3 separate regions of the Homo sapiens genome follow, and regions 1 and 3 are each linked to region 2. A link is a loop called in an ENCODE intact Hi-C map of the cell type or tissue named here. Cell type or tissue: PC-3. All regions are shown on one strand. Links, peaks and the distances in the headings refer to the core of each region. The heading gives the core; the rest is flanking DNA. Region 1 overlaps SYT16 (synaptotagmin 16). Region 2 has its middle 13 kb from the start of LINC00644. Region 3 overlaps SYT16 (synaptotagmin 16).

Region 1 (4,782 bases), core at 456-4,455, 140 kb after region 2:
GCTCCTCCTTGTCTTCCCACCACCTACATGTATACAACCAAAACTTGTCCTATGGCTTCCCTTCCCTGTTATATTCACCAGCTGCAAGAGTAGGCCCATCCCTACATTTCAATTAACACCTTTTTGAAACTCCAAAATATACATCTCCAGCCTTTGCTCAATTTTTCTTTCCAGGCTTGTATCTGTGGCTGTCAAAGCCAATGATTCTCAAACTCTGGTGTGTCAGAAACACCTAGTGAGCTAATAAAGAACACAAAGGCCCAGGCTGGTTGAAGGAAAAGGGCCTAGTCTGAACCTTGGGATTTTTGGCAAGTACTCCAGGTGAGTCTGACACCCACGGAAGTTTGAGAAATACTGATAGACTTGGATGTCTCACTAAAATCTCAAATTCAGCTCATCCAAACCTAGTGTATCACTTTGCTACAAGCGTTCATCACTCTAGACTCACAACATGGGGGATTGTGAATTTCTCTCTTCAACACTACCTTCTTCCATTCCAAACTCCGTTAGCTTTTGGTCTCCAAAGATTCTCTTTCATCATATTTTGTACAGTTATCTCATTCCCCACACCCTAGTTCCCTCACATACTACATACCTAGTTCGCTTCATATGCTCTTCTTACCCAGACTCAATTCATTCTGTTTGCTCACCATAACCTGATTTTATATGAGGTTTACACCTGTCTCCTGCTCTAGAATGGAGGCTCCCTGGATGGCAGGGATTGTCTGTTTAGTTCTCTATTTTATCCCCATTGCCTAGAAGTGTGCTGAGCACATAGTGAATTCTCAATAACAAATCCTATTAAAAATCATGCAAAAAACAACACCTAGCATATATTATGTACTCAGTAAATTGGTTAAGTTGATGGATAAATTCTATCCAGAACTGTTAAAAAGATGTTAAACAATGTTATCACATAAGTTCCCTGCATAGTAACAACAGTAAAGATCCTTTTGCCATTTGTTACATCCCATTTCGCCACTCAAAGTTTTTCGGGTTTTTTTTTTCTCTGCAAATATTTTGTGTAAGTTACTAAGCTTCAGTGCGTCACAGATTTACAAGGTTCTCTCTGAGATTCCAGTGGCTTTAGCTCCCACGGCCATCTTTTTGGTACCTTAAACTTTTTAAGCCAGAAATGACATGTTTTCCTTAATAATTCTTCCATCATTCTATTACACACAAAAAAACTTTGAGTTTTTTGTTGTTGTTGTTCTGAATTTTTTAATTTTTTTTATTTCAGTTCTGGGATACATGTGCAGACGTGCAGGTTTGTTACATAGGTATACATGTGCCATGGTGATTTGCTGCACCCATCAATCTGGATCTAGGTTTTAAGCCCCACATGCATTAGGTATTTGTCCTAATGCTCTCCCTCCCCTTGCCCCCCACACCCCCACAGGCCCCGGTGTGTGATGTTCCCCTTCCTGTGTCCATGTGTTCTCACTGTTCAACTCCCACTTTTGAGTGAGCATATGTGATGTTTGGTAGAAAACTTTGTTTTCATATGCAACCCAAAATCTCTGAATTTGAGCCAGCATCTTCTTGTCCAAATCTTCAAATTAGTACAGCTCATATTCTTGGCCTCATATCCCCTTGGTTTCTATAATCTCTGTTCATCAAAACGAAAATGAAAAAATTCATTTTTTACAAAAATTGACAGTTCATCAAAATGGCAAATTTTGTAAAAAATGAATTTTGATCATTCTCCTAGTTTTAAAGAAAAAAAGCCATTATGATTCCCTGTTACTTAAACTGCAAAGTTTGAGCACTGGTGCTGTCAAAATCACTACTCATTTATGTTTGTTGATATAGCGTTTTTTAAAAATTAATTTGAATGTTTCCAACTCTATATAATCTTCACCTCTCCCTGTTGTTTACAATCCACTCGCTTCACTCATTTCTATGTAGCCTGCCCGACCCCTGGATGCATTTGAATTTCCAAGCCCCACCCTATAGGATAAAGTTCAAATTCTGTACTGTGGCATACAAGAGGAGAAGTGCTCAAAAAAACAATAATAATAATTATCAGCACCATCCAACTGGGCTTAGTGCTGGGGGGATCCTAAAGGCTTCCTGCAAAGTGTAAACACTTTAATTGCTGTATCACTGGGTCTGAGGAGGTCTAGAGGTACAAAAGGACACTGGAAGGGGCTTCAGATCGGTGGCTATTTATCAACCAGCTTGGAACTAATTTCAGGACAACAGCAACTCACGGAGCTCCCGCCTTTTGTCCTCACTGAATACCTAGCTGTCTGAGCTGTCCGCAATAATGCTGCCGCGCCATGAGAACTCAGCCTTTCCTTACCACTCCTCGCTGTAAAGTCCTATGTGCCAGTCTCACTGACACACTAAGCATTTTCCAAAGTGACTGTGCTCTTTCCTGACTTCTGTTTGTTTTGCCCAGGATGACTTCTCTCCCTAAACTGCCCGATACTCATTTTTTATGAGGAAATGTTTATTGCTTCCTCTGTCAACTCTTCATCTACAATCAAAGGTGTGGCCTCAGAGTGTTTTGAATGTGCCTTTATGATATAACGTTTCCCTCGGTATAATGGATATTTGTCAGTCTTCCTCTTCCAATGGACTGGGAGTCCACAAGTGCTAGGGCTGTGCTTATACTTTGTAGCTCCAGAATCCACACAGGGCAGGGGCTCTCCATGTTCCATGAATGAATGAATGAATGAATGAATGAATGAATGAATGAACGAACAAAGTTATTAGTGAAAACATTTAAAGCTAAGTAAACCTGATTCCTTTCTATTTATTCATCTCTAAAGTGGCATTAACGCACTAGATGACTTTTAACACCCTTTCTGCTCTTAAATCCAAGAATTTGCCATTGTGTGCCACAGAACATTGTAATATTGAGGACGGATACAACCAGAAGCAAGATGCCTTTTCATGGAATAGTTCTGTACTTTTTTGTCAATAACCATTGTGAGATGATCCCAGAATAATTGGAAAGAAGCCAAATCTCAGTCTTTATATAAAAGAGTGTCCAGTTGCTATATTCTAAAATACTCAAAAAGAAATGAAACCTACAGCTAGAATCTGAAAAACTACCTAGTTAGCAACGCCAGAGATCTTTCATTTTATGCTAAATCAGCCTAAAGCCAAAGAGGCCCAGCACTGGCAGGGTAACCATGGAGATATCTTTGGGGCTTAGGTAAATTTCAACTTGATTGGTAGAGCACACCAAGGATAATAATGCCAGATATATACTGTATCCTACTTCTTTGGTGGCTTTCTTACAGCTAACAAGAAGACAAAGTAGCTTCTGGTGTTTTAGAAAACACACACACACACACACACACACACACACACAAATGAAAAACAGAAAAAAAGTCCAGTTCCCTGGATTAGAAGGAAAAATACATTTAAGGTCTTGTCATATCTGAGAAGGCCCATTATTACAATTGAAATGGTTCATGATATCTCATCACTATGGAAGTATAAAATGAGACAACAAAAAAAGATGGTGTGTGTGTATGTGTGTGTGTGTGTTTACCATACAAGCTTCTATCACAAACATGACCTGGGAAGATTTACAAAGTATTGAAGTACTCAGAATAAACTGACAATCTAAGAAAGAATTAGTAGCAATTGATAAAGATTTTAAAAAGCCATAAATAAATATATTCTTAAAGGCTACTTTTTTAAAATCTTGGTTTAATTGGAATTCTATTTTAATTAAGATCATTTTGTACATAGGAAATGACTAAGCAGTAAATATTAAAGAGTTGTGTTTCTGTAGAAAGAAAAACTGTCAAATTCCTGAGCCATATGTTTTATCAAATATTTTGATTGTTCTCACCAAAGCTAACTGTGAACAGAGAAGAGGTATTCCATCCCAGAATAACAATGCTCATAGTCCTTTAAGGGTTGTTAGTTAAATCTTTCCAACCCCATTTTCTATCTGATGGGGTTGCTTGCAGGGTTGGGGGACAGTTACGACCTAAGAAGAAATACCAGATTCTAGAAGCTGTGCTTTAAAAATCTGTTATTTTGGTGAAAGCTAAAGCAGAAGCCTGTATGCCTGTGTGATTTTCAAAGGATTATCAACTAACTCCTGGAGAAAGTCAGACACATTCTGAAAGACAAGAACATGTTTCCAATAATATGGTCCCCAGGTAACCAAACATCAAATCAAAATTGTATACAAGTTCATCTACTAAAGTGTGCTGATGTTCATCATTTCTTGAAGGAGAAATCACTTGGAAAAATATACTCTTCTCATTCTTCACCAAGACTCATAGGTTAGTCACAAGCAAAAGTCAAGAACCATGGGTTTATTTCAAGTGTCTTCTCATAGCTTTCAGTTAACTTTCTTGTGTCACCTATAAAACGTTGGTTATTTCTTATTGACTTACTAGAGTAGTCATAAAGCTAATTATTTTTATGACAATTATCATGCCTTTTGGAGAAAGACATTTTGCATAGACCTGGTATAAATAAGAAAGCTTAGGAAGATGAATAATGCATGGAGTCAAAATAAGAACTATAAAATAGGCTGCAACTCATCTTTAACATGATTCAAAGGAGTCTACAGGTGTTTTCCGTTAAGAGCAAATTTCTTATGTGGGTTGGAATATGTGTCATTGAAATGAAATATCTTCTACAGCATTTGTCCAAAATGTGTTCTAAACGTTGGCATCTCAACAAATATAAAAAGGGACTACTCAGGACTCTTTCTGGCAAAAATACGGATACAGTACAGCCATATTGTCACTGCCGGGGCATGAGCAATCCAACAGGCCTTTTTACACTGGACTTCAGGGAGGC
Region 2 (4,782 bases), core at 324-4,323:
TATCTTCATTTAAAGCAGTGCCCTTGATTACCATTATTATGTATAAAGTGTTCTGAAAGTACATTAGTAAGCAAATCATTCCAAACCCCTTTAACAATGTTCTTCTATGTCCTATGCAATCCTTACTTTAGATTCTTATCTTCATTATCATAGTCTTCCTAACACTCATCTTTGAGTCTTTGGTATTTTCTTAAATACACCTTTGGCACCTAGTTTTTCCAATCTGTTTTATCAGTTAATGACAATTCTTTAAATGATATGCTCCATAGGACAAAACTTCAGACACTGAAATCTGACATCTCACTCAAACCTGAAAGAACAGTATGAACCACTTCAAACAATTTCATGAATCTATCCAACTTGTTAAATAATTATCTGTAAAATTGCAAAACATAGGGACTTATCTAAACTTCACCACCAAAGGCATTCTGAAACAATTTGTCAAATAGTGAATGATCAACTATTATACAAAAATCAGTGCAAAGTTTCATCCAGGCAGCCTTAAATGTACTCTTAGCTAGATGAAGAAATAACATCATGTGGAATTTGTTGTTCTCATTAATTTTTGCAGATAAGGTTTCTAAAAAGTATCAACTCATTAAAAACAAATTTTACCTGCCTACCCTTTTCCTGAGCTTCACAGCCTATAAAAAAAAACAAATAAAATGTAAACGGCTAACTAAAGGCCCACCACAAATTTTAACCAACCTGTAGAACTTATAGATAAGCCCATCTGCAAGGCTATTTCGTTAAAATTCACTTTTAAAGAGAAAAGTCTAAGCCCTCCCCGCAAAATAGTACAATGGATCAGTTTGGAGTAATCTGGTTGTTACATTCAGCAGTTTAGTTGCAGTGTCTTTGCCCCATCTCGAATTGCTACTAATGGTAAAAGGAGAATGGTGTCAATTATTTGGCACAATGCTTGACAAGTCAAAGCACTTCAGAAAGAACCAGCCCTTCCTCATATCATTTACAGAAAATTAAATGTGTTCCACCCTTCATCCTCAGGGACATGGCATTATCAATTTAATCTGTTACTTTCATTACTTTCCAGTAAGAGTGGCAGAATTTGGAAATCAAGGCATAAAAGAAAATTTTTCATCTGTGTAATTGTTTAACGTAGGCCCCTTCCTACACATCTTATGTTTAAAAAAAATCTTTGCTTCTAAAGCACTAATTGACCGCTTTATCATATGTGAACATATTTTCTATTCAATTTGATGATTCTAAGGACTGCTGAGTAATAACCATTGCTCTCTCCAATCAGTTCAGCATGCATCTCATCTTTGATATCAAGTGCACTGGTAATGAGTGCCTTATATTAACATCTTCACTATAAACAGTTCAAGCATTTAGAAACAAAGTATCAATGGACTTAACAGTTACTTTAATTCATTTTATAAATAAGCAACTGAGAATTTTGCTCCAAGTGGCTGCTAGTGTAGCCCATTTCATAAATGGCATTCTCCGAAGCATAAGGCACAATATGATACGAATGCAGCTCTTCATAATAGAGAGACTGAGAACAGCATTCCTGTACCATAAACTTCAGCCGTTTTCTTGTATCAGAATATGCAGTCTTATAACAGGGAGCTTCTTTAAAGTATTCATAGCTCTCTTTCTCCGTCTCTAGATGTATCTTCCTCAGCAAATTGTTAATTAACACAGACCTTCTTAAGTAGGTTTCTGGGTCTTCAAGAAACCTGAGCTTCTCCAGAGAAAGTTTGAGAATGCAAGTTCTGTCCTCAGGTAATATCAGGTGCTGGAAAGCAAACATGATCATTAAATCTATATTTAGAAAAACAAAAACTACAGCTTTTTATGTTGACAACATTCATGAAAATGAACAAATAATAATAAGTAAACCCTTACTTTTGGAAAATACCCATGGTAATCTTGATGTAAATCTTCTTCTTCTGCATATTTTCTCTTAAAGTAGGCTACTTTCGACGTTGTTAATGTATATGTTAATACTTTTGTTGGATAAGCTAAACAAATAAAATAATTGGGGAAAGGTTAGATTTTATTGTGGCAAATAGTATCTTATAATATAACTTTTATCTATAAAAATAAACTGGTGATCCTGGAAATTGGTATTCTCCCTTCAACGTGGTGAAGCAGTGACAACTGCCCTGGATTGAAAAGCCTGCAGGCAGGAAAATACCACCATTCAGACCCAAAACAGATGTTCTAGATAGGATACTCATGTTTATTTCCTTATGCAGCCCCTCAGAAGTCAAATACCAATATACTATTTTATTTCATGCCATTTAATGTCAAAACACACCCAAATTTGAAATGGAATGTAATGGGAGGAGAAAAGAAATTTTTCATCATTCTTTTAGTTAAACTGCCTAATACAGAGAGATCATTTAGTGTCACTAGGTTAATCAAACTGGCATAAAATAGTTGGCAGCCCAATTACACTTTAAAGAAATAATGGTGTATCTGTAGACAAAACACTCTATGATATGATTATGGTGTAGCCATCGTCCTAACACATGGTTTAATGGTGTTCTAAGTAAATGAAAGATTTAGGTAACGTTCTGACTTGCAAACTTGACCTTGTCATAATACTGAAAGTGAAGACCTTTGTTTTCTCCTTTAAAATACGATTGCTACTGAGGTTCTTACTTGCTTAAGGAAGGACGGAGTTCCAAAAGCCAATTTTCAGTTATCGTTTAGTTTAACGATAGTGCTTAAGGGAGTTCTCAGAGTGTACTCTAGGTGGCACTCATATCACAAAAAGGAGGCAAGATCTACTTTGAAAGCTAAAGACAAGCAGCTTCTAGAGAAAGCACTGAATGAATTTAGAAAACAAATTGAGTCCAGTTCAATTCTCATTCAACCTCGGGGGACCAGGCCAGAAAGAAACTTCATATTTAAACATAATTTATTTTACCCTTAATACACATCCTCAAATATTTCTATGTGTTGAAACCATTTAGTTCACAAAAGAATGAATAATGTATGTGTTAGTTAAATAAATCTACAGCAAGACATTTGATGGTTTTCCTCTAAAATCTTAAATTTTTCTAAGCTTAAATATTTTAAATGTGTTCAAGAATTTGCTTTTTCTAGTTTGTCCTCCAACTCAGTGCATCTAAGCTACAAAAGCTTCCCGCAACTTTTTGTAGCTAAATGATTTTCCTCAGTCAGTAAGAAAAGCTACAAAATCATTCCCAAGCATTCCAGTTTTCCACTGACATCACTGTGGATTATTAACCCAAGAAAGCCTTAAGTTATAGTTGTTATGTTTTGTTAAGGGAATGAAGAATTTTAAAACAGTGGTGTATCTGATCTTAAAAGAAATGAATATGTCATGATAATTCACAAGTGAACTGAAGCAAAGACAATAGTTGCTACTACTATACCTACACAGTCCCTGAATTCAGTAAGCAAACTCAGCTTATATAGAGTTTTCAATGATTTCAAAAGTTTAGGAAAGAAGAACAAAGCTGATTGTAGAGAGAACAAAGAAAGCATCACTGAAACCAGGTTTCTCAGGGGCTGTTTTTTAGTAAACTGCATTTTCTTTGGTATATTTTTTAAGGATTTAATCAAATAATTAGGTGAAGCTTTGGGTTATCCCGTGTGACAATTACTTGTACTTTTTTTTTAAACTGTTTCACTAATTGATGTAATGGTAGTTTTCAAATGTTAGTGAGCATCAGAATTATCTGGAGGGTATGTTAAATCAAATTGCTGGGTCCCACCCCCAGAGTTTCTAATCCAGTAGATCTGGGCTAGCAGCAGTGAATTTGCATTTCTAACAAATTTCCAGGTGATGCTGATGCTGCCAGTCTGGGGATTGCATTTTGAGAGCCTCTAGGTTGCAGCATTCAGCAGGTGTAGTAGTAGCACTATGGCAACAAGTTAAGAGCAGAACATTCAGTCAATCAGCTGATTGCCATATCAATAGAATGCCAGGCAATTGGTTTGATTGATTGTTGTTGTTGTTGCTATTGCTTCCCTACACTGGCTTAGATGCTTTAGCCTCATGAACAAAGCCAGACTGCATTTTAACTAAATAGTGAAGAATGAAGTCACTTTTCCTGGGTTCACATTGAGAAGCATCAATGGCTATTATTAGCATGATAGCTGGGCAGGTCTCTAATTTTTTTAACAAGCTCTAATGAATTACTATAGTGTAGGTGACAGTGAGAAAAGGCTAGAAAATGAGATGAGTAACTTCATCATGAGCAAACATGACTTTCTTATATGTATCTTTTTAAAATGTCTGCTCATTTTATCTTCCAATGTAATGCAATATCTACAGCATTTATGACCAATTAAGAATCTTTTAATGAGTAATACAAGGGAAGGCAGGTGGCAGATTAGAGAACCAAATGACAAATAAACTTATAGTTCTGGATCCCAAGTGTACCTCCAGGAAAGATATTTTTATTTGACAGATCAAGACCAAAAAAATCATATCAAATGATTCCAAGGTTCATAAAGACTGTCTGGCTATCATCAACCAATTAGCCTAATATACTGAATGTATCAGATCCTGAAAATACAGAGAAAATTCCCAGGAGTTCTAGATTTGAGTCTCAGCTCCTCCGTGGGCAACACACTTAGCCATTTAGTTTATTGCTCTTAAAAAATACCCACATGGGTTGTTAAAATGCTGAAAAGCCTTCACAGCTGGTATCAGTTTGACAATTATCTCCCTGAAAGCTGTTTAGCTATTTAAAATGTTTTCAGTATCAATTTTGGAGGATGGTTCTAGCCACTTTTAGGTTAAAATATATAGCAAACATAAGTTCCTACATCTGT
Region 3 (4,782 bases), core at 534-4,533, 100 kb after region 2:
ATCAGAGACATAACATGGTCAAGGCTGAATTAGGATGGGAAGCCATATACTGCAGTCACAGATGCTAAGGGGAGGAAACAGGAAAAGTAAGAAGCTCTCAGGGAACTTTCTCTCATTTTCCCACCTATTTTTAATGAAATAAAGGCTAATTTCAGAAAAAGATAAATTTAAGGCAAAGAGCATTAAATGACAGAGAAGTTAGTTTTACAAAGGATAAAAGACAAAATTCGCAATGAAGACATCAGCATCATAAACAATTTTGCGGAGACACACAGCATTGAAATGTATAAAAAACATTTAAGACATGCATTAAAAAAACATTTTAAGTCTCTGAAAGATCAAGCAGGCAAAAAAGTAGTTGAAAATAAAAATATAACTAATAGCTTCAGGTACATAAAACTTCATCTCTTAAAAGCAAAAAGGACACCTAATTTTAAAGTGTCAAAGTACCTATACTTGGTCTTAAAGGAAAAGCCAATACATTACTAGAAGGAGAAGCTGTTATTCATTTATTCTCATATATTCTCTGAGTACCTTCTACATGCTATGCGGTATACTGGCTCTGATGTTACAGTAGTAACCAAGACAGACATGCTGCTGCCTCTACAAAGCTTAGAAACTAGCAAATGAAAGAGAAAAGAAAATGGGGGCTATGGTTTGACTGTGTCTCCTTCAAAATCCAGGTGTTGCCAAAGTGGTAGTATTAAGAGGTGGGGACTTTAAGAGGTGATTAGGCCATGAGGGCTCCTCCTTCCTGAATAGGACTAAGACACTTACAAAAGAGGCTTCACATAGTGAGCTCACTCAGTGAATTTGCTCTCTTGCCCTTCCACCTTCTGCCATGTGAGGATGCAGCAAGAAGGCCTTCACCAGACACCAGACACCAGATACCAGTGCCTTGATCTTGGATATCCCAACCTCCAGAACTGTGAGAAATAAATGTCTTTTCTTTATAAATTACTCAGTCTCAAGTATTTAGTTATAGCAACATAAACAGATTAAGAAAATGGGTAATTGCAACAGTTTGAAATATACTTTGATATGACAATTGTATGGATCATGGGAGACATTCCCCCCACTCATTGTGATCCATGCTATACTTAAGGAAAAGGGCAGGTTGCTAAGCAAACAAAAAGACAGGGACAAAGAGCTACTCCAAACTTTGAGGGCTCAGATACTACATTACATGTAATAATTTACTATAAGGCATATAAAAGAAAAGCTACCTAATTTTTTAATGAAGACAGCAAAGTGTAGCAAACTTGGAGAATCACCACACATAACCAAATAAGGTTTACCTCAAGAATTCAAGAATAGTTTAATATTAGCAATTAATATGTATCATTTGATCCAATAGAAAAATGTAATTAGAGAAATATTTTATTGTTTTTTTTTTAACAATTTGCAAGTGACTATGGCAAGGGTGCAGAGTACAAGGTTAGTATTCAAAAGTCAACTGCCTTCCTATATACCAACAATAAAACTAAAATAGACCAGCAATAAATTTGAAATTTAAAATAGAATACCACTTACATTAGCACCCCCCAAAATGAAACACTTAGAAATATTTTTGACATTTTGGGGCTGGATAACATAAAAATATACAAAAAATTATGAAAAAAATAAACATTTCACCAAAGGCACAATCCATGAAATAAATAATAAATTGGACTGCATTAAATTAAAAACATCTGCTCTGCAAAACACACTGTCAAGAGAACCATAAGACATGCCACAGACTGAGAGGAAATATCTGTGAAAGATATATCTGATAAACGATTGTTTTCTAAAGTATACAGACAACTCTTAAAACTCAACAGTAAGGAAATGAAAAACCCAATTAAAAATGGGCAGAATGTTTGAATAGATAACCCACCAGAAAATATATACCAATGGCAAATAAGCATAGGAAAATACACTCACCCTCATACATCATTCAGGGGCTACAAATTAAAACACCAATAAGACACTACTACATACTTATTAGAAATGGTAAATGCTGGCAAGGATGTGAAGCAACAGGAACTTTCATTCATTGTTGGAGGGAATGCAAAATGGTATAACCACTTTGGAAGACAGTGTGGCAGCCTCTTACAAAACTAAGATTTCACTATATGATACAACAATTGTGTATTTGTCCAAAAGAATTGAAAACACGTCTACACAAAAACCTGTACACGGATATTTATAGCAGCTTTATTTATAATTGCCAAAATTTAGAAGCAACCAAGATGTCCTTCAGTAGGTGAATGGATACATAAACTGTTACATCTAGATAATGGAATATTATACAGCCCTGAAAAGAAATTAGCTATCAAGCCATGAAAAGATATGGAGAAATCTTAAATGTATACTATAGGTGAAAAAAGCCCACGTGAAACACCTATATACTATATAAGTCCAACTATATAACATTCTGGTAAAGACAAAATTATAGAAACAGTAAAAAGATCAGTGGTTGTCAGGGGTTAGTGAGGAGGGAGTTATGAATAAGCAGAGCACAGAAGATTTTTTAAAGCAGTGAAAATATTATGTATGATGCTATAAATGGTAGATGCATATTATTATATACTTGTCAAAAATCATAGAACATACAACACCAAGAGTGCAGGCTAATATAAACTCTAGACTTTGGGTGATAATGATGTTTCATTGCAGGTTTACTGATTGTAATAAATCTACCACTCTGGTGGAGAAGAATGATAGTGGGGGGAAAATGGAGAACACAGGGTGTATGGGAACTATGCACTTTCCGATCAATTTTATTGGGAACTTAAAACTGCTCTAGAAAGTCTATTAACTAAAAAGCTATCTGTTTTCCATAATTTTTATTTTAAGGATAATACACATACATCACTTTTCTTAAATAAAAGAGTAGTAATCAGTAATAAAAATAGCAATCCTTTGTCCCACCTCGCAATTTTGCTCCTCTGCAGCCAATATTTTAAACTCTTAGAGCTGATTCTTCTGGTATTTACCTTCATTTTTCTAAGTATATTTACACTACTACTTTTCACTTATCAAGTTTGAATATTATAGAATTCCTGCGGTAGATGAAACTCTAGCTATTTTGCACGACTTCCATTCTCTTCCACCTTTGTCCAAATATTATATACAAAATTTTTCATTAAGTCAACAGTTGCTATTTATATTATTATGACCATAAAGATATTGTTCATATCTGAGCTGTTTTACTAATATTTGTAAAAGGGTAACAGGAAAAAATTCAGAAAATATTCCACATTCCTAAGTGGAAAGGCATATTTTAAAGACACCATTTCTTCCTCTACTTTTTATATTAGATAAACACAATAAGGTTTTTATGGGAAATTGATAAAACATTTTCCCATATAAACTTTAGAATCAAACAGCCAAGACTAGCACATGTTTGAAAAAGAATACACTACCAATGTTTGGTTAAAGATAAGATAAACAGGACATGTTTGCAAGGTAGCAAGACTACACGATTAAAAAACTAAGGATGGAGTACCTTTTATCAGAATAACCATCCCACAAAAGCCACCTCTAAAAGCTGAATGAAAAAATATACACAATTGTTTGAACAAAATTTTGAAGCTATTCAAGAACAACTGGCACAGGTAGGACTTAAGAATCTATGATCCTTGAGAGAAGAAAAGCACTGAAGGTAATCTACACATTCACTTCAACTATTTCCTTGGGAGCACTGTTCAAAATTCCACCATGGGGAACTAGAGATGAAGAGAAAATGGTAAAATCAGCCAAAGCAGCTGGGACAAAATTCCTGGGAGTAGGTAAGCACAGAAGAGTGAACCCAAAAATATGAGTAAAAATTTCCCCCAAGTTGTTGGCCAATTCCTAAGCTGGCAGCTGGGAAACTAAAAAGCTAAGCAGAGATTTTATCACCTGTATGTTTGGGGGAAGTCAGAGTTTGGTGGTCAAATTCTACTAAGGTAAAGTACACTTGATAAATACTTGGACTTTCATTGAGATGTGAGGCACTGCAGGTTAGCAATAAGAGCCATCTCTAAGAACAAAGGTAAGACTGCAATAAACCTACCCAAACAAAGCCTAAAATAAGCCCTTGAAAGTGTCAAGGTAATCCACTGGTATTCCAGCTCCCAGCCAGCAGGGAAAAAGAAGAAAAAATCATGGACAGCCTCAACAATTTTTGATGCACAATGTTTGGCAGTAAGTCACAAATTACTGGGCTTACTGAAAAAACAGTACCAAATGACATAAAACCGAAGAGAAAATCAGTCAACAGAAATAGAACCACAAGCAATTCTAACAATGAAGTTATCAGACAAGGACTTTAAAATTATTAAGATTAATATGTTTTTAAAATTTTTTAAGCATGAATATTTAAATAGAGATGTAGAATCTGTTTATAAGGGGACTCAAATGGAAAATCTAGAACTTAAAAGTATTCTATAACTAAAATTAAGAATCCAATTGATAGCTTTGCACAGTGGCAGTATCATAGCCAATGAGTACACAATTATTGCTAAGTGAAATAATCCAATTGATGAACCCAATGGCAGATTAGACAAAGCAAAGCAGAAAATAAGCAAACTGAAAATGCCTACACTGAAGTACATTTTTTAAAACCGGATAGTAAAAAAAGCACAAATAGTGTATGACATATATACATATGTCTGTGTGTGTGTGTGTGTGTGTAATACAAATTATAGAAGGAGAAAAGGAAATGTGGCAGAAGCAATATCTGAAGAAATAGGGGCCAAAAATTCTCCAAAATGAATGAAACATCAAACACGAAATCAAGATAAATAAAAAGCAGAT

Evidence for each region. A loop is a pair of places that touch in the nucleus more often than their neighbours do. Peaks named below come from ENCODE experiments on the same cell type or tissue, not always from the same donor. Only the 100,000 strongest peaks of a DNase experiment are listed, where the experiment ranks them.
Region 1: it touches region 2 in a loop (4-fold over the local background); 1 of 110 quality-filtered maps calls a loop at or near these places.
Region 3: it touches region 2 in a loop (4-fold over the local background); 1 of 110 quality-filtered maps calls a loop at or near these places.

What each region holds. Positions count from the first base shown.
Region 1 is chr14:61,989,874-61,994,655 of GRCh38, reverse strand. All of the region lies in intron 2 of SYT16 (synaptotagmin 16), which reads right to left. Among named protein-coding and RNA genes, the nearest start is that of LINC00644, 150 kb to the left of the region's middle. In PC-3, for the core only: no CTCF peak of the experiment used is centred there; a DNase peak (open chromatin) is centred at 2,385; H3K4me3 peaks cover 1,599 bases; H3K27ac peaks cover 3,527 bases.
Region 2 is chr14:62,125,003-62,129,784 of GRCh38, reverse strand. It overlaps the pseudogene SERTAD4BP. Among named protein-coding and RNA genes, the nearest start is that of LINC00644, 13 kb to the left of the region's middle. In PC-3, for the core only: a CTCF peak has its summit at 2,719 (motif pointing right); a DNase peak (open chromatin) is centred at 2,734; H3K27ac peaks cover 708 bases.
Region 3 is chr14:62,022,495-62,027,276 of GRCh38, reverse strand. All of the region lies in intron 3 of SYT16 (synaptotagmin 16), which reads right to left. Among named protein-coding and RNA genes, the nearest start is that of LINC00644, 120 kb to the left of the region's middle. In PC-3, for the core only: no CTCF peak of the experiment used is centred there; no DNase peak of the experiment used is centred there; H3K4me3 peaks cover 1,186 bases; H3K27ac peaks cover 2,755 bases.